Linked DNA regions of Homo sapiens: region 2 is linked to region 1. Evidence: chromatin loops called from intact Hi-C (ENCODE). Cell type or tissue: Calu3. All regions are shown on one strand. Links, peaks and the distances in the headings refer to the core of each region. The heading gives the core; the rest is flanking DNA. Region 1 has its middle 23 kb from the start of SAMSN1-AS1. Region 2 holds the start of LOC124905053 (a long non-coding RNA gene).

Evidence for each region. Peaks named below come from ENCODE experiments on the same cell type or tissue, not always from the same donor. Only the 100,000 strongest peaks of a DNase experiment are listed, where the experiment ranks them.
Region 2: a loop joins it to region 1, with 1.9 times the contacts of the local background. A loop is called at or near these places in 2 of 110 quality-filtered maps.

Annotation. Positions count from the first base shown.
Region 1 is chr21:14,599,640-14,611,756 of GRCh38, reverse strand. It overlaps a transcript of SAMSN1 not described here. Among named protein-coding and RNA genes, the nearest start is that of SAMSN1-AS1, 23 kb to the right of the region's middle. RefSeq lists an enhancer at 8,957-9,096. In Calu3, for the core only: no CTCF peak of the experiment used is centred there; no DNase peak of the experiment used is centred there.
Region 2 is chr21:14,468,714-14,480,830 of GRCh38, reverse strand. It overlaps LOC124905053 (a long non-coding RNA gene), which reads right to left and starts at 3,502. Exons shown (of 3, transcript XR_007067925.1): 1 at 3,164-3,502. In Calu3, for the core only: no CTCF peak of the experiment used is centred there; no DNase peak of the experiment used is centred there.

The sequences.
Region 1 (12,117 bases), core at 2,210-10,209:
AATCAGGTTTCAATTCTCCCAGCAGTAGCATCTATAGGCGCTGGATCCTATCAGGGTCCTGCAGTCACTCGTTGTTAAATATTTTGAATATCAGCCCTAATTTGAATAGTGCACAGTCTTAAATAAAAGGAAGCAAGGCAACATTTTATTTTTCATCTAGATCCATTCTCAGTCTATTCTGCATGCACATACAGTACAACCAATATTTCTATCCTAACACAGTTCTTGATGATCAACTGCCTTTTCTATAATCAAAACATATGAGCAAATAGTGACTTTAGAAACAACACAGCATGCTGAGTTTGTCTTCATGCTATGCATAGGTTGCATTATTCAACATTTGTGTTATCAATGCATGATACAACATGTAGAATGATTTATCTGTAGTAAGTAATTTAGAAGGGACTCCAATTTTCCATTTGGTGCAATTCATTTCTTCACATGTCCAGGCCCTGCTTTAGATGTTGGGAGGACAAAGCTGAGCAAATCATTTATATTCCATTCAAGGATCTTAGAGTTTCTTGAAACTATCACAGCCCAATGTTCTTTCTACACAATTAGTTTGTTAGAAATGATGGAGAATCTAGAGGGTAAGGATAGTTTAACCTTTTCAGGATGCATAAAAACAATTGACTATGACCCTGTCTCTACAAAAAAAAAAAAATGTGCCTATCCTGGTGGCACATGACTGTAGTTTCAGCTACTTGGGAAATTGAGGCAGGAGGATAGCTATGGCCCAGGAATTTGAGGCCACAATGAGCTATGATCACACCACTGTACTCCAACCTGGGCAACAGAGTAAGACGCTGTCTCAGAAAAGTAATAATAATTGGTTATGAATTCAAGAAAACTACAAAGAATAATGCAATCATAAGCTATCAAGAGACGTTAAAGTAACAGCATTCTATCATATATGGTGAAGTGCCTATGTAGTTCATGGGAATAAGTGGGTAGCCCACAGGATACCTGTTGTTGTCCATGAAGGACTAGAACTCCCTGATATGGGGGAACCCGCCACCGATAATTCAACGTGTGTTATTTTCTATTTGTCTAAGTGTCAGCCAGTCTGACAAATAAAGGGAAAGAGTACACAAGAGAGAAATTTTAAAGCTGGGTATCTGTGGGAGACATCACACGTCAGCAGGTTTTGTGATGCCCCCGAGCCACAAACCCAGCAGGTTTTTATTAGCAATTTTCAAAGAGGAGGGAGTGCACGAATAGGGTGTGGGTCACAGAGATCACATGCTTCAAGGGCGACAAAAGATCACAAGGCAGAAGTTAAGGGTGAAACTAGAATCACTAATGAACTTCCATGTCCTGATGTGCATGCATTGTCACGGTTCAAGAGCAGAGAACCAGTCTGACTAGAATTCACCAGGCTGGAATTTCCTAATCCTAGCAAGCCTGGGGGCACTGCAGGAGACTAGGGCATGTTTCATCCCTATCCATAGCTACATAAGGCAGACACTCCTAGGGTGGCCATTTTAGAGGCCCCGCCCTGGGAATGCGTTCTTTTCCCAGGGCTGTTAATTATTAATATTCCTTACTGGGGAAAGAATTCAGCGATATTTCTCTTATCCATTTTTGGTAATAAGAGAAATATGGCTCCATCATGCCCGGCCCACAGGCAGCCAGACTTTAAGGTTATCTCCCTTGTTCCCAGAAAATTGCTGTTATCCTGTTCTTAAGGTGCCCAGATTTGATATTGTTCAAACACACATGCTCTACAAACAATTTGTGCAGTTAACACAATCATCACAGGGTTCTGAGGCGACATACATCCTCACCTTATGAAGATGACAGGATTAAGAGATTAAAGTAAAGACAGGCATAGGAAATCACAAGAATATTGATTGGGGAAGTGATAAGTGTCTATGAAATCTTCACAATTTATGTTCAGAGATTGCAGTAAAGACAGGCCAGGTGTAAGAAATTATAAAAGTATTAATTTGGGGAACTAATAAATGTCCATGAAATCTTCACAATTTATGTTCTTCTGCCATGGCTTCAGCCGGTCCCTCCGTTCGGGGTCCCTGACTTCCTGCATCACCTAGAACTAGAGCTCTCTTAAGATACCACTTACCAAGTTGCAAATCCTGTGCTGAACTTGTTTTGATTTCAAATGTCTTATACTTACTGGACAAATGTTACTATGAATTCTGCTAACCAATTATCTGCTTCACTTTAGAAGGAAAAACTGTGAATGACAAAATCTGGCAGGAACACAGCAAGCATAAGAATGATTCCCACATCAGAAGGCCCTGTCAGCTAAAAGGTAATTGCTAAATTTAGTTCAGCTGACTTTGCATTTTCCCAAAGTAGTTTAAAGGGCAGGTAAGAAAAATTCACATCTTCCACCATGAAAATAAGCAGACCATTATGGTCTACTTAAAAAGGAAAACCAAATAAGATAGAATAGAATATGCATTATTATAAACTATTAATATATACATGTATACATATATATATGTGTATATATATCACATAGACACATGTACAGAAAGGAAGTGGAATCTGGTTAAGTTGCCTGCTGAAGCAAATAAGCAATTGAAAAGAAAACTGAAAGTTTTAATGTACAAAAAATTTGAAAATATATTAAAAATTAGAGCACGAGAAAACTCTCTAAAGATAACATTGATATGTTAATAGTTATGTTTAAGTCTTCTTAAAAAATTTAAGAGAAATAACCTTGATTATGAATATAAAATGGAGTCATTTTATAATGTAAAAATTTCCAGGAGAGCAAATTAGGAGTCAGGTATAGAATAACATATTAATAGTATGTAATTTCATAATTAAAAGTACTTAACTTTGGGAAGGCAAGTAATAAAACAGAAAGTCTTAAGAGTTTACAAAGATGAAAAACCGTATCAAAAGTTGATCTGCTTGGTATTCACCCCCAAGTGTTATTGGAATGAGAAAAAAATTGATTATTTTAGCTATTGATGATTCAAGAGTCTAGAAATTTCACCTGGGAGTGAAGAATGGATTGGGAACCTTAGGAGTTTGCCTAGTGCCCTATTCTACTGTGGCTGCAAGACAAAGTCCTTTCACTCTCCTGTGTCCTCTCCTTATGCAGAAGGAAGGAGTCTCTCCCGAGGCTGCAAGCTGTGCTGCCTGGGATTGGGAAAGGGGTGATGAAAGCATCCCTTTGGCCACTCCTGCTGATATCTTACTAGATCATGTGCACCTCAGTTCCACTGGCTTTGAGCCCAGCACAGCACCAGGAATTGCCCAGGAATTTCAGGCCCTGTTGTCTGGACTGCCTTTCAAGTTTACTTAGGACCCCAAAGTGCTTCAGCCCACTGTGGAGGGGCTAGTCAGAATGTGGGGGCAAGTCTATATGCTCCCCCTGTAGTGGACAGCTGAATTTTGCCCTGTGTTGCTTTCCACTGTGAGAAACAGCACTGAGGTCAATGCAAAGTCCCACAATAACTTTGCTCTCCCTTCCCCAAGCACAAATATTCTCTCTCAGCACCATGAGGATGCTACCAGGAGATAGAGGAGGAGGGTGGAGTCAGCAATCCAAAACCACCTTTCCTACTTTTTTTAGTGGCTCTTTCAAGGATATGATGTTAGAACCAGGTATTGTGATCACTCACCTCATTTTTAGTTACTTATGGAGGTGCTCTCTTGTGTGAATAGCCATTCAAGTTGGTATTCCTGTGAGAGGGATGATTACTGAGGGTTCTATTCAGCCACTTTGCTCCACTTCCCTCTCTATCATGTTTGGATTGGACTCTGTCTTTACCACATGGATGCCAGCTATATGCATCCACACCTTCAGTCAGTTAATCAAACATTTGTCTATCAGTTTCTCTATTCATCCGCCATTCCATTTATCTATTAATCCTTCTATAAGCACATGTTGTATTTTAGATTATTGTATGTTGATCTATGGATAAAGAAGGTATAATGGTGTTACAGATTATTTTAGATGTAAATTTTTCCATAAATTTCTTCAAGCATTCTATTTCCTAAAACTACCTTTCTCTTATGTATGTTTTTGTTTTGTTTTGTTAATTTGGGAATAATAGGCACGGAATTCTATTATAGCTACACTGAAAAAGCAGCAAAGAATCCTGACCTTAGATGAGTTACTTCTGGTTGCTTTGTCAGAGAAGGAAGAAAGAAAGGCTTTACAGAATTTTTCCCAGCTTTGATATTTCTCAGGGTCTTGAGTGACCATGCATGTTCAGCGAGTGCGTGTGCATGTGTGTGTCCAAGAACCTCAGCAGACATTTCAGTAGTAGCAGTTGAGTCACTGGACATTTCCTAGAAATTAATGCCATGCTAGGAAGAGTTGATGGCCAGAGACCAAGGCTGTCTGTAACATTATAAATTGAAGGGAGAAATTCAAGACCACAAGTTGTAGGCTCAAATTTTATGGGTATAGTGGTTTCATTTGGAAGGCTCAGAGTATTTCTAAGTAATTAGTGACCTATGTATCAACCTAAAATATTTCTTTCTCATTTTAAACACTCCTTTTTAGCTGTTAATTGCATAACTACTTAAGAGTAGTTTCCTGTGCCTGAGGATAGGCAGTCTGTGGAGTTCAGTGAGATAAAGATAGGAAAGTACATCATTGCTGTCATCCACAACCCACATGATTTTATTAGATACTAATGAAATTGTAAAGATGGCTTCAATAAAATAGAAGAAAATATATAGGGAAATAAACTGTAGGAGTGACATTAACTCCTAAGCAATCTTATAAAATTCAAGGCCAAAAAAAGTAATTTTCCTCAATTTCAATTTCAAAATGATATTTCTACATTAACACATTATATTAATAGCATTTCAGCCCTAAAGAGTATTGGGACCTGATGAAAAAATTCCATAGGCTATATTTAGCTAAGATTTCTGTCTGATGTATTAATCCATAGCTCAACAACATGACTGTACTATATAGGTTAAGACCAAATTTATCAGAATAAGCTGAGTTCCAGATGCAAAATATTTTTAGTTTATCTAGTCCATTTCCTTCTTCTAAGGAGATTTTTATCTAAGCCTACATCTGTTCTATTAAAAGAGACTACATCTGTAAAATAATGTAGAATAAATTGAATGCTTAGGACTTTACAACTAAAAAATTGGCATAGCTTAGGTGTGAGGAGAAATTAATCTATAATTCAGGTTAATTGTTAAATTTTCAGCATCATAGATAGGAAGAATATTTATAATATTTATTTTAGTAAGTTAAAGTCCATTTTAAAATATTTAAATTTATTTTGACTTGAGTTTATAAAAAAGAATTGAGAAGAACAAACTTTTGAATCTGTGAATTGGAGTTTACCTAAGATTAAGTTATGATTTAATTAAAGATAATTTCAAGAACAGAGTTTTCATATTTTATACCAGAAAGTACAAAGAATAAAAATAAATCAACATTTAAAAAATAATAAAAAGGAAACAAAACATATTTGGAGATTCAGAAATTTTTCAATCAATCAGTGTAACTGTGACAGACTATTCCACAAGAAAAAGCTGGGGAAAAATGGCATATGTTAGTAAGGGAAGTGAGGGACCAGACAAAGTCAGAAAACAATGTTAGTAATAAGAGAAACATTAACTTCATCTATACTGCTGCAAACTTACTTTAAAAATAAATCTTCTTGACCGGGCGCAGTGGTTCACGCCTGTAATCCCAGCACTTTGGGCAGCCGAGGCGGGCGGATCATGAGGTCAGGAGATCAAGACCATCCTGGCTAACACAGTGAAACCCCGTCTCTACAAAAATACAAAAAATTAGCCGGGCGTGGTGGCGGGCGCCTGTAGTCCCAGCTACTAGGGAGGCTGAGGAAGGAGAATGGCGTGAACCTGGGAGGCGGAGCTTGCAGTGAACCCAGATCGCGCCACTGCACTCCAGCCTGGGCGACAGAGTGAGACTCCATCTCAAAAAAATAAATAAATAAATAAATAAATAAATAAATAAATAAATAAATAAATCTTCTTTACATATGGCTTAATGAGATTAATTATAAAAGGAGGAACCCAGTGGGAAAGAAGAGGTGTTCTTAAGGCCTTCTACTCTAGTCCACCATTTGAATTACCATTGGTTTGAAACCTAATTTCTCTCCTGAATTCTAGTCAATATCATTTGGCCAGCCTCTTCAATGTAAGCATATAAATATTTTGGCTTAATTTTTCAAGATCTTATTAATTATTTTTCTTTGTTGGTCTGATGCCAAGTAGCTTAATTTTAAGATGGCAAAAGATGGTATAAATTCACAAATATATTCACCATTCTGGTTAATTTTCAGGAAACACACATTTAATTTTAGAAAAACTTGTTTCCTAAGAGCAGGTAATTTAACTCTGGCCAAACTAGACTACATGAGGAATACCAGAGGGAAGTCCTACTTCATACCTCTAAATGCTTGCTTACAAGATGGGAATAAACTCCCTGAGGAAAGGGTACCCACTGCATGGTGTGATGCCTCATATAGCCGAGGAAGGCTTTCTGAATTCAACGATGAGACCACTTAGACTTCTAGTGTTTTATACAAATGAATCTTAGGATCCTTCAGTTCTTCAGAGGAGTTCTTCCTGAGATTATGGTTGCCTATTTGAAAATTAATATGGTCAGAAGTATCTATGCTAGAATAACCTAAAAGCTGATTAGAAATAAAAACTTTTTTACATCATCCCTTGCTGCCTCTGTATTTGAAGGGCACTTGTAATCTCAATTTTTATGCTGGATGGCATATTTTTATGCACATTGATGTTGGTAATCTACCATGTAGTTCATGCATGTTCTGATAATCTATTGTGGCAAACAAACCATTCCAATAGTTAGTAGTATAAAAGAACATCTTATTAGGCTCACACACTTGCAGATCAGTAATTCATTTGGGGAACTGGTTCACAATGTGATGTCTGAGGCTTCATTTGGGAAGACTTGAATGACTGGGGAGGACTTCGACATCTGGTAGCTGGAGTCATACAGAGGCTCCTTCACTTACATGTCTGACAACTAGTCTAGGTTAGGCCCGGCTCAGCCGGGCAGCCAACTACAGAACATGTATGTGGCCTTTTCATGTCACTCCATCTTCTCCCAGCCTCAGGGTTGGGTTTCAAGTGTGTGCAACATTCAAGGGAGCTTCACACATCACAGGAAGAAGCATCAAGGAATGAACATCCCAAGAACCCAAGGTAGAAGCTGCAAGGTTTCTTGTTTTGTAATTGTTTTTTTGTTTTTTTGCTTTTTGAGACAAGGCCTCACTCTGTTGCCCAAGCTGATCTGAAACTCCTGGCCTCAAGCATTCCTCTGCCTCAGCGTCCCAAGCAGCTGGGATATAGGTCCTCCACTGCCCCCGGCTTATACAAGGCTTCTTTAACCTAACCTTGGAAGTCACAAAATATTACTTCCACTGCACTCTACTGTGACAAGTGAGTCACTAAGATCACCCCAGAGTCAACAGGAGAAGAATTAGACTCCATTTCTTGATGGAATGGGAAAGTCACTTTGCAAAAAAACACACGGAATGGGAGGCATGGTTGTGGCCAACTTTGGAAAATATAGCCTGCATATTGTCTAATTCAACTCCTGCCTTTGCTGCTACTTAGGACCAAATAGATTCTGTCTTTATAAAACATTTTTGGAGAGTAATATTTGGGAATCATAAATAAACAAAAACGTGTAAGACCAGACACCAAAGGTTTAAGTGTGCCTAATTTAGTCCCAGCCCTTAAAGGTCCCCCATTTTTTACAGCAGGGGCTGTAAAATGGTACCTCTATAGCTGAATTTATTCAGAAGAAAAGCTTGTTTGGGGCCATATGGCGTTTTAAAAATCAGGAAATTTTACATTAAAATCCGTATATTTGTATATCCTTGAAAAACATGAGGGAAATTTCCAATCCAGGACCCAAAGTCTCAGGTGACTTCAACTGAGAGAGCTCAGAGCCATGGCTACTCTTTAGCTGTGGAGCTGGATTTTAAGCTCACTGTAGAATTCCCATTGCCTTCTTGATCTAATTAACTTCATTTAGTTATATATTTGATTCCTGTAGATATTTATATTTACAACATTGGTCTAATGGTTTATGCCCAAATTCTTCCATCTGGTACTCAGGGCCCATTACAATTTGGCCTCAGTCACCTATCCAGCCCTACCTCCTCTTACTCTATATCCAGAATTGCCCTCTGGCCTAACCAGCCTCAATCTCTACACTTAATTAAACATGTTCCGTTTATGCTGCATAATAGGCCAGGGTTCATGGAATCACTGCTATATTTACACCTTTTCCTTTCCTTCCACTTTTTCAAACTGTATCCATTCTTCAAGCTTCCATTCTGGCCTTGTCTCTTCCACAAGTTCTCTGAGTCATAGTGGTCTCTCTCCATAGTATTGTGTGTGAATCACTCATTTTTCTGCCTTGTGTTGTTATGAAAGTGCATTGCACATATTCGTATCTTATTTTCTCAGCTTGATTCCAGATTCTAGAACACAGGAGGCCACTTTACTGTTCTTTTTCTACACCTAGAAGAATGCTTATAGAAGGAGTCATTCAAAATTCCTGTAAAAAGGTGACTAAAAGAGACAAGATGGAAAGGAATAAGAGGGGAGGCAATATTTTTTTTTCCCAGTTCAGAAACTAAAAACCAAGCTGCAAAAGCTCAGCTTCTAGCAGCCTGACCCTGTGACATAAATTCTTGATTCAAAGAACCAGATCAAAAAATCAGCTCAGTTTAAAATTTAGGTACTTTCTGGAATTCTGTTGTATGGTTACTCTCATTTTAAATATTAAGTTATTGGTGCAAATAACTTTGAGACTGAGCTGTGAATTTAACATATCTTTTAACTATAGCTATGATGGAGATCTGGAGAAAAATCTGCACCTATTTATCACTGTGCATGGAGGATAGGACTTGCCTGTCCCTGCTTCCACTGCAGAATATGAGAATGAGGAATAGTAGAAAACTGAAGCAATGGTTGCAAGTAAATAGGAGTGAAAGTGAAAGGAAACGGCCCTGGTCTGCTGACCAGGTGATGTTGGGTTGCACTCTCCTTATCTGTAAAATAAGAGGCTTGGATTAAGTGACCCATAAAGTCTTGTCCTCTTTTAACATACCATATATTTCAGACTTAAATAAATGAAGCTCCCATTTGCAGGAGCTAAAAGGGAAGTGCTGCTGCATTTGAAAAGGTTTCATTTAGCTGCAAGCAAATGGATGCTACATTGCAAAGCTTTCACTAAAGCATGCATAGAACAATTTCAACATAAATAATTCATGTTGAGAAGACCTAAGCTAATGAAGCTCAAAATGCCAGGGGTGGAAAGCTTAGTTTAATAGAAACAGGTGAGGTGATAACTGCATGGAGTCATAGCATGTTGAAGTTAGAAGTGGCTTTTGTAGCTAGTCCACAATCCTATTATTACCAAGAAAGGGAGTCACAGTGAATTTCCATCACTTCCTCAGGGACACAGATGGTCAGCGGCATCCCTATTTTGTTAAATTTCTATTTTATTTTGATCTGTTTCTTGTTAAAAAAAAAGAAAAATAGCATATATTTAACAAAAAAAAATATTTTTGACGTAGCCAATGTAATGTCTTACAGACTAAATAAAAACATGAGTGTTAAATTGCACCGAAACTTCCTAAATCCTGTAATGTCTGATATTCTGTATGTAACAGTTATCTCTTTTCTTAGATCTAAATGAAGATGATTTTCTAAGTAACAACATACATACCTATCAAGGAAAAACTCTACAAGGAACTTCCTATCAGGTAATGTGAATAATCAGCATTTGCGTGTTTTGTGAAAATCGTCTTGTTACTCAGCTCTGTAATATATTAGGCATAGTGTACAATACTTACACAGCCTTTTAGCTAGTTTCTATTTAGTTATTATAGGTTGCTTTATAATTGATATGCTTATGTCCCTGTGAATTGAAATATAAATGAAAAAAATTCAATGATGATAAGATAATAAACTATTTTGATTTTGCAAAACATCATGTTGTACAGCCTTTTGATAAGTAACTCTGGGAATATTAAATTAATATACTGGGATGTTCCTGTCAAGACCTATGCTAAACACTTATATAAAAACATAAACTGTGAGTCCTGACCAATCCCTTTCAAAACTGCATTAATTAGCCCAGGAGTTTGGATAATTAAAAAAGTCTGAATGTTTGGCCTCACTAATAATAGTAATGTAACATTAATCAATGGCCAAATACTTGCTATTCACCCTGTAACAAGAGAGGATATATGAGTCAACAAGGCCAATTCAGGCATCAGACTGACTTTTGATATTTTCTCTGACAGCCATGAGGTTCTCTTTAATCATTCTGATAGTTTCATTAGAAAATTTAGAACTGAACTTCTTCGGTGCAGTGGATAGAAGGTACATAGCATATGAATTATAAAGTGCTGATTTGGTGAGGAAGGGGGGGCTCACATTCCTAAATCCAGCCTGATTCCTGAGGCTATTGGAGGCCCTCCAATAAATTAGATGGTAGATCATGATTTTGATCCACTAGAGTTTCTGCTGACTGCTCTGATGCTACCAGAGTGATAGGCCTATGCTACAAGATGTGATAACACATTGCCCTTGTAGTATCTCCCAGTGGGTTCTCCCACAGTGCATGGATGAGAGCTCTGATATCAGACAGAGCTCAGTTTGAATCTTGCTTTGACTGTTAGTAGCTATGTGGCATTGTGCAATTTACTTAGACTCTCTCTGCCTCTGTTTTTATCATCTGTAAAATACATCTATAAAAAATATCTCAGTACTTTCATGGGATTCAGTGAGACCTGTCATTAAAACACTATAGTTCTATGTCTGGTAGTTAAGACATACTTTCAAAAATTCATTTGTTGTCATTGCTCCTCCTCTTTTCTTCCTCTTCTCCCTCACCCTCCTTCTCCTCTTACTCTTTCAAGGGCTTAATAAGACTTGCACAAGCACAGCTGGAAGATTATCTCTGAAACAAGCAGTCTCATTTTCCTAAATTCAGATGAGACCTCAGATATAATATCTAAGTGAAGCATTGTCTGCTGGCCAGGAGAAAAATAACAGCTGGTTTACTGGAATAGCTCACTAGACATGCCTTCTGCCAAGAGGAAATCCTTCTGTAGGTTTTTCGTAGAAAAATAGACCCGTTTCGTGGAAAGAAGAAAGTAACATAGAAAGTTCTTTGAATAAAATGGTTAAAGATAAATCTTTACCCTAACAACAATGCTTCTGAAGGTTAAAATTGGGCAAGAAATGGTGCTTCCAAATGGTAACCATTCAACTGTGACATGTAGTGTATCACTAAAGATCGAAGGAATTCATACCTAGTGACAGACAAGCAGGAGCCATCTAATCTAAAAATCGTCGTTTGGGAGTAGGCACTGGTCTTATCTAAATTTTATTCACAGTAGACATTCAATTGAATTTAACTAAGAAACACTTATCTATATGACAGAATAGTTTAACAAAGAGTGTTATGCAAAATATTAATTTATTAACTCCTTGTGACTGAGGAGAAGGAGATGCAAACTATCTGTTGAAAGATGGGGAAGAGAGGCAGCCACTGTCAAATGGAGAAGCTGGTGTGAGTAGCAAAGTGGCTTGTCAGTGTGCATAAGAGTGGACTATGGCATGAAACTTGGCCTTCCATCAGTGAACAAATGACTATCAGATAAGTGTTTTTCCAAGTGTATCTGAGAACTGTCTGTATCAGCCTCAACTGGAGTATTACTTAAAAAGGCAGACTTTGGTGCCATACTCCTGTTCACCTGGATCGTCATGACTGGAGCCTAGGAAGTGGTATTTTTATGTGACAATATTCAGTACACAAACCATGAAACTCTTGAATTCAAGAGAGTTGGTGAGTGTCTTAGTCCATTTTGTGTTGCAATAATACAACACAAAATAAAGAAACAATAATAAAAACAAAATAAAGAAATACTTGAGACCGGGTAGTTTATAAAGAAAAAGGTTTATTTGGGTCACAATTATGATGGCTGGAAAGTTCAAGATTGGGCATCTGCATTTGGTGAAGGTCTCAGGCTGCTTCCACTCATGGCTGAAGGTGAAGGGGACCCAGAGATTCCAAGGCAAAAGAGGAAGCAAGGCAGGGAGAGGTGCACCCCTAGCTCTTTGAAACAACTGGCTCTC
Region 2 (12,117 bases), core at 2,239-10,238, 130 kb after region 1:
CTGGGGTCCCTGATGGGCCTGAGTGCAAAGCAGCATTTCCTCATAGGGCAGGAGTAGAATCCTGATGTGTAAGGCTAACAGGATCATTTCCTTTCTGAGTTCTTGGGCACTAGGCCAAGTGAATGGGCAGGAATCATTCCAGTTGCCGAGTAAAATGGGGTGAAAAGCACTTCTGGCACACTTTGTCCATATAAATTATACTTGTTTGCAATTCATCAACTCCTTCTCTCCTTTATATCCATATGTAATGTAAATGATCATCTTTCTCTGAAGCTCCATAATGATGCAAAGCTCAAAAATGTGATAGAATCAGCTAAAAGAGAGCAGATGGAAGTTTATCCCCCAATATGCATATTCATAAAAAAAAATAGAGAACTCAACAAAAGGAGATACATAAGTACTTTTACCCGGGGGCTGCATGGACTTCTGTATGACAGTAAGTTGGTTTTCTGCAACTATTCATTTCGGAAACCTTTACTCATTCGTTTCTGCAGCAGTCATTGAAAATGCTCTGGGAAAAAAAAAAAACTGTCTCTGTAGGAAACAAATATATTTCCCTTTGGATTTTTATTGCACCTTAGAATCCGTGATTCAGGAAGTAATGGTTAAATATTTTACTAGAAAAATATAATTAGAAGGCAAACAATGTAAAAAAGTGAGGTCTTAAGTGTTCCTTTAGCAATACAAACTACAGACGTTTAAAAGCACACTGTTACACTGAAATAGTGATATAGGGAGAATAATGAACTGTCTGGATCACATTTGTATGTTTTAAAAAAATATCTGATTACTCAGGGGCTAAGGTGGTTCATGCTGGTGTACTGAAGATACAGCAATGCTGCTAGAAATTTAGTTTAGACAAAGAAAAGAAAAGATAGGAAATGGTAAATATATATATATACAGCCGGGCATGGTGGCTCATTCCTGTAATCCCAGCACTTTGGGAGGCCAAGGCCGGCAGATCACCTGAGCTCAGGAGTTCGAGACCAGCCTGGCCAACATGGTGAAACTGTATAAAATCACTGGAAGGGTGGCTGTGAGTTTTGGTAGCGTACAATGAAAGAAGTAGCATTCATACCAAAATGAGATGTTTCTGACTCTCCTCTCCAATCTACTCTCCACTTGTGAAGCCTGGATATTCACTCAGATATATTCACCTGTATAAGCTACTACATTCCAGTTCTGTGCCCTGAGGTTCCTGTTGGGCTCAGTGAGCAGAAAGTCCCCTCATTCCCTGAGGAGTGAGGTCAGGGTATTTGTTTTCCCTGTGAGATCACCTTGTGCTGGTGCTTCCCTTAATCAAAGGTTGCTAGTCCTTTCAAGGTGACCTTTTACATGATTCTCCTTCCTTGAGATTCTAGTAATTGCTCTTCCTCCTGATCTCTTAGGGTCTAGATTGAGTAACAGCTCTGTAGCTCTTAGCTCCCACTACCAGTGCAGCCCTTATTGGTTCCCCTGCCCTCTACTCTGCCCACACCTTTGTAATTAGTCCCTTTATAAATAAGCCTTCCTGGGATTTCCTAATTTGATTGTGTTTCCTGCTGGTAGCTGGGCAAGTACAGTGATCCACCAATGCTCATGACCTCATGACTTCTTTTTTTTTTTGAGACGGAGTCTTACTCTGTTGCCCAGCCTCCCTGGTTCAAGAGATTCTCCTGCCTCAGCCTCTTGAGTAGCTGGGATTACAGGTGTGCACCACCAAGCCTGGCCAATTTTTGTATTTTTTTTTAAGTAGAGACATGGTTTCACCATGTTGGTCAGGCTGGTCTTGAACTCCTGACCTTGTGATCCCCCTGCCTCGGCCTCCCAAAGTGCTGGGATTACAGGCGTGAGCCACCGCGCCCGGCCATGGCTTCAAATTACTTAGGCCATGTTCTTGAAAGCAGTGAGCTCTATGGCTCCGGTATAACTACACTTACATGGTCTCAGGTCATTTTTTTCTATTTCACTACCAGCCACCAGCCTTGCTGGCAATCAGTTTGCTTCAGGAAAAGAAAGAAAAGAAAAGAAGAGGAGAGGAGAGGAGAGGAGAAAGAAAAGAAAAAAGGGTAAAGAATTTCCACTAACTCCATCAAAATTCATGTCTTGTACCCTTTCAATTCTTAATCCACCTGTTTCATGGGGCCCAGACATATACTTCTCCTTTTTCCAAGAAGCTAAGAAATTCTGGAATTGGAGTGACTGGCAGCATATAAATGGAGGTTTTCATGCTGCAGTTCAGGCCAACCTAACTGCAATTAACACTTCTTTTCTCCTTTACTAATAACAAAATCCAGTGTCCACTTTACTATGAAACACAGGGTCAATTCTATTGGGAAAATGTACCACCCAACAATATTAATATGCATCCAGCAACCATATGATAAAGCAGAATGAAGGAAGTGCATATTTTAGGCTGCTTGCTACCTAATTAGAAATATCTGACATTAATAGCATTTTGGAGGGTGTGTATAAATATGATAACACATAGATACTGAAATTACATTAGCAGTTTTTCACATCTAAAATTCTTTGATTCTAAGTTATACTTCATCTACAGTATCACTTGCTAACATCAGGCTCTCATACACAAACTCTTAGGCCTCTTAGTCTCAAAAGAGGTTGTTGTAAAATACGGATGTCCAGATAATTTGCATGATTAATGAAAATATGTTTTAGAATATTAAACATTTAAAATGTTAGCATTCAGTAGACTTTCTGACAGAAGTTAAAAGACTATTAGAATGACTGATGAATTGCTACAGTACATTAGCCCTCAGAACAAGGAACCTGCTTGCTAGAGGACATTTATGTAACTTTTTAGCTTTCTTGTTTTTTCCTTTCTCTCCCACTCTAACTAAATTGTCCTTATGTGACCTTGGCTCAGATTTAAATGGCCAAGCATAGGACTTTGCAAAGTTTTGACCCTGCAAATTACATGAAAAACTATAGTCAGAGAGGGTGAAAGAAAGCAGCTAAATTAATCAGTGCTTGGTACATAATATATCTGGCATATAGTAGGAGATTCATAGAAATGTGTTGAAGGAATGAAACGCCTTCTTTCATGTTGAGGATGGTCTTACCTCAGCACAGTGGAAATAAATAAAACAGAAAATCTCTTCCTGGTTAGTGACAAAGTCACTGACAGTTCAGTTGTTTAGATAGGGCATGTAGATCTACTTACTTTTTTCCATGTGTTAGGATTTGTATTTCCGAATGAAGCTCTTCCTACTGTAGTCTTCTAGAGCCTTTTGTCTTGGTTGGCTGCAGAGCTTATCACGACCTATTTGGTCATTTGCTTCCCTCTCCTGTTATACTTAGAGATGAAATATACAACAAAGGACTGTCAGGGAGGTGTTTACATCCCCTCTGGGTAAAAAGTAAAAGACCGTTGAAAAGGTAGGGCCACAAGAAATATCAAAATAAATTATTAAGGTAGAAGCAGTAAGCGGCTTAATGGCCTTGCTTTGAGGGAGACAATTAACATTACTATAATTTATGGGAAGTATTATCATGCAGTTATGAGCTCCCTCTCTGAGCCCTACTTGCCAAAGCCTGCTTCTTTAGGCAGTGTTTTCTTGATAGTGTTATTTAGTTGATAGTTTTCCAACACTCAAGTATTACACAGTATCATTATTCCTGTGTCAGGGAGTGTGGAGAAAAGTACACTAGGGTACATCATCTAGAATCCCATTACTTAGTCATTAATGAAAATAGTGGGCAGAGCAAGTGTAGGAGGCTGAATCATTGCCCCCCAAAGACAGCAGATTGGAATCAATGGAACCTCGTAAATGTCACCCTATTTGGGGAAATGGTCTTTGCAGATGTGACTAAATTAAGGATTTTAAAGTAAGGAGTGAGTGGGTCCCTAAATGCCACCACAAATGTCCTTATAAGAGAAAGGCAGAGGAAGATTTAACCCATGGAAAAGAAAAGACCATGTGAAGACAGAGCAAAAGGAGATTTGAAGATGCTGGCCTTGATCATTGGAGTAAAGTAACCATAAGCAGGGAAAGCTGGAAGCCACCAGAAGCTGGAAGAGGCAAGGAATGGATTCTCCCCTAGCACCTCTAGAGAAAGTGTGGCTCTGCAGACACACCTTGATGTTAGTCCATTGATAACCGATTTCTGACTGACCTCCAAAACCAAGAGAGAATTAATTTCTGTTGGTTTATAGCACCAAGTTGGTGGTGAATTTGCTGTAACAACCACAGGAAACTGAGACAGCAAATAAACTATCTCCAGCATTAAATAAGAGGATCGTTCCCCCTATTCTTGGCATTTATTAGTAGACCATAGGAAAAAGTAGATTATTAGCAGTAAGTTTAATACAAACAGATATAAACATCCATATCCCTTAAAACTTATGTGTATTGTTTCTTTCTTTCTTTCTTTCTCTTTCTTTCTTTCTTTCTTTCTTTCTTTCTTTCTTTCTTTCTCTCTCTCTCTTTCTTTCTCTCTTCCTTGCTTCCTTCCTTCCTTTCCTTCTTTCTTCCTTTCCTTCTTTCTTTCTTCCTTCCTTCCTTCCTTTCCTTCTTTCTTCCTTTCCTTCTTTCTTTCTTCCTTCCTTCCTTCCTTCCTTTCCTTCCCTCCTTCCTTCCTTCCTTCCTTCCTTCCTTCCTTTTCTTTCTTTCTTTCTTTCTTTCTTTCTTTCTTTCTTTCTTTCTTTCTTTCTTTCTTTCTTTCTTTCTTTCTTTCCTTCTTTCTTTTTTGACGGAGTTTCGCTCTTGTTGCCCAAGCTGGAGTGCAATGGCAATAGCATGATCTCGGCCTAACACAACCTCCGCCTCCCAGGTTCAAGCGATTCTACTGCCTCAGCCCCCCGAGTAGATGGGATTACAGGCATGCGCCACCATACCTGGCTAATTTTGTATTTTTAGTAGAGATGGGGTTTCTCCATGTTGGTCAGGCTGGTCTCGAACTCCCGACCTCAGGTGATCCACCCGTCTTGTCCTCTCAAAGTGCTGGGATTACAGGCGTGAGCCACCACACCTGACCTGTTCTTTTTTTCTTGTATATGTGTTGTGTGTGTTCAATCAACAACTTTTTTTTGAACAGGACAGAAAAGTCCTTCAATAAAATGAATTTATGAATATAACAGTTAAGTATATGCTATTTTTATCCCTCAGATGTTTTAAATTTCTGTGTAACATAGCTGTTATGGGCTAAAGAGCATTATACAAGTTTAAAATATTCTTGCAAAGCAAAAACACTGTGATTTTGGCTTTAGTAAAAGCAGAAGGTTCTTTGAAGACCTGTAAATCTACACTTTGCTACTTCCTGAAAGAAAAGTGATTTTTTATATCATAATTTGTTTCTCCACTCCCTCATCAACTCTTCATTGAATATGTTCTAGGTACCTGGTAAATCTGCTAAGCTTTGGGAAAAATAAGATACAGCACCTGTTCTCAAGGAATTAAGAGTTCAGTGTGGTCCTTTGGCATATGTATAAATAAATACATCCCTATGAAATGTGATATACTACAGTAGTAATGTATACAAGTGGTGTGGAAGCAGCAATCACAAATAAATTATTTCAGAACCAAATGATCTGGAAATTCAAGACTTTTGGCTACTTTGCTTACCAGCATCAGCAATCAAGTCCTGTATATATGAGCTTGAGAATAATTAAATTATTATTTAATTTATATTAATAAATTTATAATAATAAATAAATTAAATTATTTAATTAATAATTAAATGCCTAGGCATTTGCAATAGGAGAAGAATTTAACAATACATTGGAAATGTTTTGTATTCCTTATTCTTGTGGCCAGATATTTAGGACATTCATAGTGAAAATTATATTCAAGGTTAGAGTAGACAAGATTCAATATCTTCAGATTCTGGATTATAGAATTAATAAATTATAGTCATTTTTCTCCTGGCTTCAAAAGCAACTACTTGTACAGTAAAGGTTACTTAATTAAAATTTATCCAACTGAAACACCCATTTCTCTGAAACAAATGTTTGTGCAATTGACATCAACCAACTCTTCACATGAGTAGGTAAGAATAAACAGTGGAATGATGCCCAATGAATATCAATTAAAACAAATTGCTCCTAATAAACTTTGCACAGGCCCATGTTCACATGCACCTGTGTGAGCCCACACCCCCACCCTTGGAACTTTATTATTGTAACTTGTCTTCTCTAAAAGATCAATTAGCATTGACTGCATCTTAAAGACTATGTCTTCATTTTATCCTTGAAGCCTTAATTTTAATCACTGATAAGGCACAAGTTTCAGGTAGGACCAGCTATGTAATGGGAGACAGCCTGAGTGCTTAGAAAAAGGATCCAGTGCAAAATGAAAATGCACAACCTCTTGTTCAAAATGATTAAGAATTTTAAGACAGCAATACAATAGCAGAGCATTAAGCCAAATGTGGACCTTTGTGAGAGCACAGCCCTGTGCAACAACACAGGTTACATGAAGCTGGCCCTGATTTCAGATATTCCTTATCAACAGTTCCCATGTGAATTTTCCCAAAGACCATAATGCAGATGTATGGAAATGAAAACAACCTGCCTAAAAGTCACATTATGATCACATCTTCTTTACACAGGCTTATATTAACTATAAAGGCATTGTTGGGTACCCATTAAAATTCCATTTCAATCAAAACGTGGCATGCTTACTTGACTTTGCTTTTCTCCATTCTAATCAGCCTTACTCACATAACTTACGAAGCAGAGAAAATGCTATGTGTTCCCCAAACCATGTTTATTAGCCTCTTGGGTATATTCCCAGCCCTCTTGCATTCAGCTGGGTCCTTGTAATCAGTTCACGTCAATGGTAGGGCCTGACTCATAATATCTGCTTTGAGATTCATGTCCTCCTCTCATTAGGTTTTCCTTACTCTTTCTTTGGCTACCTTCATCTCTTCATCTATATGGCTGCAAGCAAGGAACACTGAAACGGGGAGCCCACCAAAGGAAGAGCTCAAATCCCTGGGTCATTTTTAGAGGAAAGCATTCGGGAATGTTGCTTGACCCCCATTTGAGTGCTACATAAAATTAAACTTTATTACATTAAGCTACTTATATTCCTCTAATACTCTAAGTTAGAGGGTATGATAATCTGAGGCAGGGGGATAGGGCCCAGAGGGGTATCAAAATTGTCAAGCAATTCTGATACACAGGAACCTTGGGCCACCTTTTGAGAAACGGCTGAAGTCATCCAATCAGCAGACTATAAAACAATGTGCTAGCCAATAGCTATCAGGTTATCTTGTGGGGATATTTATATTCTTATAATAGTATGCATTAACAATTTTGAAAGCACTCTTTCCTATGTATTTCTAGAGGATTCTGGAGCACTGTGAGGACTTCAACATTGCTAACAATGAATTATCTGGGATAGAATGACCAATAGCAACAATGATACCTGCTGAACATACCCTCAAATCTCACAAATTGTCACCTGTCTGCCTGTAGTACTTATAGAACTCAAAATCTCAAATTACCCAGGAAGAATTTGATGGAAACCCTGGAATCTGGGCTGAGTCTAATAATCTGGGAACATTGATCTTAGGAAATTCAGGGCCAGGTATTATTGGGAGGGACGAGGGGAGATGCACAGAGTGCTCAGAATAATGGCAAGTGTTATTCTCCCTTTGGCTGCAGAATGTCAGCATTTATGGGAAAAAGTCGATCAAGTACTTACTGGATCTGCTTAATCAAGCATAATCGTCGCTATGTGACTGGCAGTTATTGGAACGTCCTGTGTAAGACAGTGCCAGAACCAGTATGCAAATAACTACTTATATTATAGATAGTAAAAGGAAAAATAACTTTTTCCTCAGCACAGGAAATCAACATGATGCAATACAAGAACGTAAAGTTTGGCGTGTGAGGGATTTGGGATCATGCTTAGTTTCAACACTTATTTGCTTCAGGTTCTTAAGCATCTAAGATCCAGTTTATTCAAATGTAAAGGGGAGGTTAATGTCCACATTGCAGTGTTGTTGGGAAACTTAAACAAGTAAAGCATCTAGTATGATTTCTGCAAGATTTTACCTCTGCCCAGCTCATTATTTGTATCATATAATATTATTATTAATACTTTTAAGATTTAAGCATGAAGAAGCACTTCCATCAGGCACTTTCAAATTTGTACCATAAAGAATCCCACTAAGCATCCTTTCTGCCTTCTGTAAAACTTAGAAATTCTTTTGCCTAGTCTTTTTCAAGACACATAGTGTCAGGCATTTATCATCATCTCTTCCCCACATAGACAGACATATACTCATATTCCAAACATAGCTTCAATTGTCCAAACACTCATAAGTTGTAGGAAATAATAATTTATTAAATATTTATAAAATATTGAACTATTTTATTCACACAAGGGACTTTAATGAGAAAAATTACTTCTCATCCTCAATCTTAAAAAGAACTCTCAGGATCCTGATTTATATAGATTTTTCTAGACTGTCCCTTTTTTACTACCTACCTTTATAAATGTTTTATTTACTGTGCTGTAAGAGGTGTAGGATAGTTTTCCTCTGAAAAAAGCCAAAAATTCTTCAAATATAAGTGAAAGATGTAATTTAAGGATTATTTATAAGTGCATTTCTGAGACATGAATTAGACATCATATAAATTACTATAATAAAAATCTATCTTTTCTTCAATAATTTCAAAGCTGCCTCCCATTTTAATGTGTGCAGCAGTGTTGATATAGAGAAATGTAATTATCTAATACATTTGTTATTTTAGCTGAATTAAAAGCATTTTAACTCTTGAAATATCCTATGCCACGTAAGATTTCAGATTAAACTCTATGGCAACACCTAAAAGATCAAAATATACCTCTTCACATAAGACAAACAGGATACAAAATTTACAGTAGTTTAATTAGTATAAAAATAGCTATTTCTGCTTTGTTTGTAAATTAGGAAGCTTAATAAATAGATTTATATTTGTTGATTTTATTGCGAGCTTTCAATGAGCAATGTGTCTATTGCCCTACCTGCATGATTGCAGCAACTACTAATTGAGAACTTTCTAAATAAATAAAACTCTATTAGACACTTGGAACAAAGAAACATAAAATACATAGTCTTTTCTGTCAATGAATTTGCAATCTAGCTGAAGAAGCAGTACCAATATCAAAGACTATGATAGCAACCCAATCCCATCACAACATATGCATCACAGTACCGAACCAATAGAGCCAAATCATAGCTGAAGAGCCCAGTGAAGGGAGACATCCCTAAAGTCATGAGACTGGGATATTTGCCTTCTAAACTGAGATATTCTGGTTTTCAAAGTATACAGTTGTATGTGCGTGTGTGTGTTTTCTATTTTTTTATCGTATTGTTTTAAGAGGAGAAAGACTACACAGATACTTAGCATAAAATTATGTACTAGGTAAGCTATTTGTGAAGTAGAAATACTTAGCTATATACTATATGATGTATAAGAGGAATTGTCAATTAAAAATAAATTGACACTAATTACACCAAATTGGACTTCTGTTAATTACAGTACACCAAATGATTCATTTATACATTCTGTTTTCATTGGATGTTGTGGAAAATTGTTTGCATTTCAGTGATTAAAAGGAAATCTTTAGTACTATTCTTCCATAAGGTTTTTCTTAGAAAAAAAAATCATGGTGTACAACTTATTAAGTGATTAGCTGTGGGCTAGCTGTTACATACTAGGTGCTAGAGATATTTGGAGCCCAAAAGCATGACCCCAGACCTACAAGAACTTATCATCTGGCTGGTAAGGCAGCACTCTGTATTTAATATAGTAATACAAAGTGGGCAAGTGTTAAAGGCTAAATGAGCCTATTAGATAAAGGTGTCCCAGTGAAGGATACTATTCCCCAAACCAAAAGGAGCCAATTCCATTCTAACCCTGAGTCTATGAATATAAGAATAATGCTGATATATCTCTTTTTGGTTTCAAATTTCCATTATCTGAAATAATAAAAGACAGGTGGAAGAGAAGTCCTGGAAGAAAAGGGTTCCTAAATTTGCATTGCGAGAATGTCATAAATAACTGTTTAAACAAAATTATATAGTAAGTACTAAACATGGGGGCTGATGGTTAATTCTTCAAGAGGAGAATTCCCATATTCATAGAATCATAGGTGTCAAAGATGGAGAGGAACTAGAGAGGGTCAGTTTCAATACCACCATATTGTAGGAGAGATTTGGGATGGTAGAGGGGTAAAGATATCTATCCATGGTCACACCAATTTACAAGTAAGAAGAATTCAGATTTGTACTGAGATCTGGAATTAAGCCTATGCCTCTTTCTTCACACCATGTTGCTTAACTATAAGTAAAGCACTGGGCAATGGGCAAAGTTAGATATTTAACAAAATGTTGCTAATTGAAGTTAGATCTTATAAAGAAAAAGCAACCTCGCTCATCCTTACAAATCCTCTGAAATTTATGTTTTCTAAATAACATACAGTCCCTAGGTAGGAAAAAGGTAGATTTAGAGTAGTCTACATATCATTAACCTTAAGGAACAGCAAACAAAAAAAATCACCAATATAATATTTGCCTCATAGAATCATTGTGAGAGCACTATCCCAGAATAAGCGAATTTACCAGTCAAAGGAATCTTTACAAATCGTTCTCATGACTTCATGTGAAATAAAGGATCTATGCCAGCCAACTTAAAGAAAAACCATACCTCCTATAAGGTGTCTTGAACACCATCAGAGCCTTGCGAAACAACATTTTGATTAGCAAAGTGAAAAAGAATCACAATATTGGCACAGGGTTTTGCTACAATTTTACTTAAATCAAGACCAATTGGTTGAAAAGAGGAGATATACCAAGAAGAAAGATTCATTTCATGTGCTGCATTTCGATTAGGCTTCTGGATCCTCGAATTTAAGATCCATACTTTCCCCAGGACTCATCATTGCCTGATGATAATTACAAAGGTATGGTAATGGAGGGATTTAAATCAAACGTGCATGGTAGATCTGCTGTCACTGCAAGAACCATCTCATTGCAAGTTGGCAGGGAAGGATGTGCTTGCCTTTCAACTGGCAGAGCAGTCTTCTTGGCTGGCATAGGAACTAGCTCTGCCTTAAATCTTCCTGATTTAAATTACTGTTAGAGTAATTTGGCTAATTGAAAATATCTGTCTTTGGAGAAATTTTTCATAATGTTAGTGTCATTTGCAGGGTGCAGAAGAGATCTTCAGGGCAGCAGTGGGGCCTGCCCGCTTACAAAGCCCCCATTGATCAACAGTACCATCCAAAAAGTCCACTTAGACAAGGGGTCATCCAAGGACATGCCAATGACTCTTTCTTGCCAAATGGTGTACATGAGCAAAGTGTCTCTGAGAGAATGCGAAGCCTCCAGTAAGGCAGACAACGTAGATGGGATATTCCCAGCCCATCCTGGACAGCTCCAGTTATTTCGAGAAGTGGTGTGGAATTGGAACAGCCTTAAAGGAAAATTGGCCATCTTTAATTTTAAACATAAATGTATGTGACAGGCCACCTGAAGGAAATAAGCAGGGGGAGAAAAAAATGTCAAAGCAGACATAGTTTTACAATTTAGACAGAAACGATAGGATACCATGTGTTAAAAGTTGTGTAAAAACTGATTTTTAATAAAATCACAGTGAATGTAGTATTGTTTTTCAATGTTTTTATTTCCTAATTATTTTATCTCCTTTTAAATCTCTAAGTTAATTTTCCTTAACCTTTAAAGCACTAATCTGCTAAAAGAAAATGAGCACGTCTTTAATTGCCCTGAAACGGGAGGTTAAATTACATACTACCTACTCAGATAAAATTCTACCACAATGCATCGGTGACTTCAACAAAACAAGCTGAAATCATTGGTGGGAAAAATAAATCAGTCTCTGAGAAGGCAAATCCTTTTGGTTTGTTCTTCCTGTTCTGGCCCATCTCAGCCTTACCGGGCCTCCAGTTCTCCCTTTTCCTGAGTCTCTGAGTCCCTTATCCAATTCGGTACTCATATCACTTGCTGGTCTTACTAATCATCCTGCATCCAACGATTTACTCTTTTTCTCTGCTTTACCCCTACTGAACCCTATCTGGCTTCAAACTTGTCCTTCTTCCTTGTGCAGTTTGCTGCTTCAAAGTCTCCTCAACTGCCAAAAGCTAGCATTTATAAACATTCATA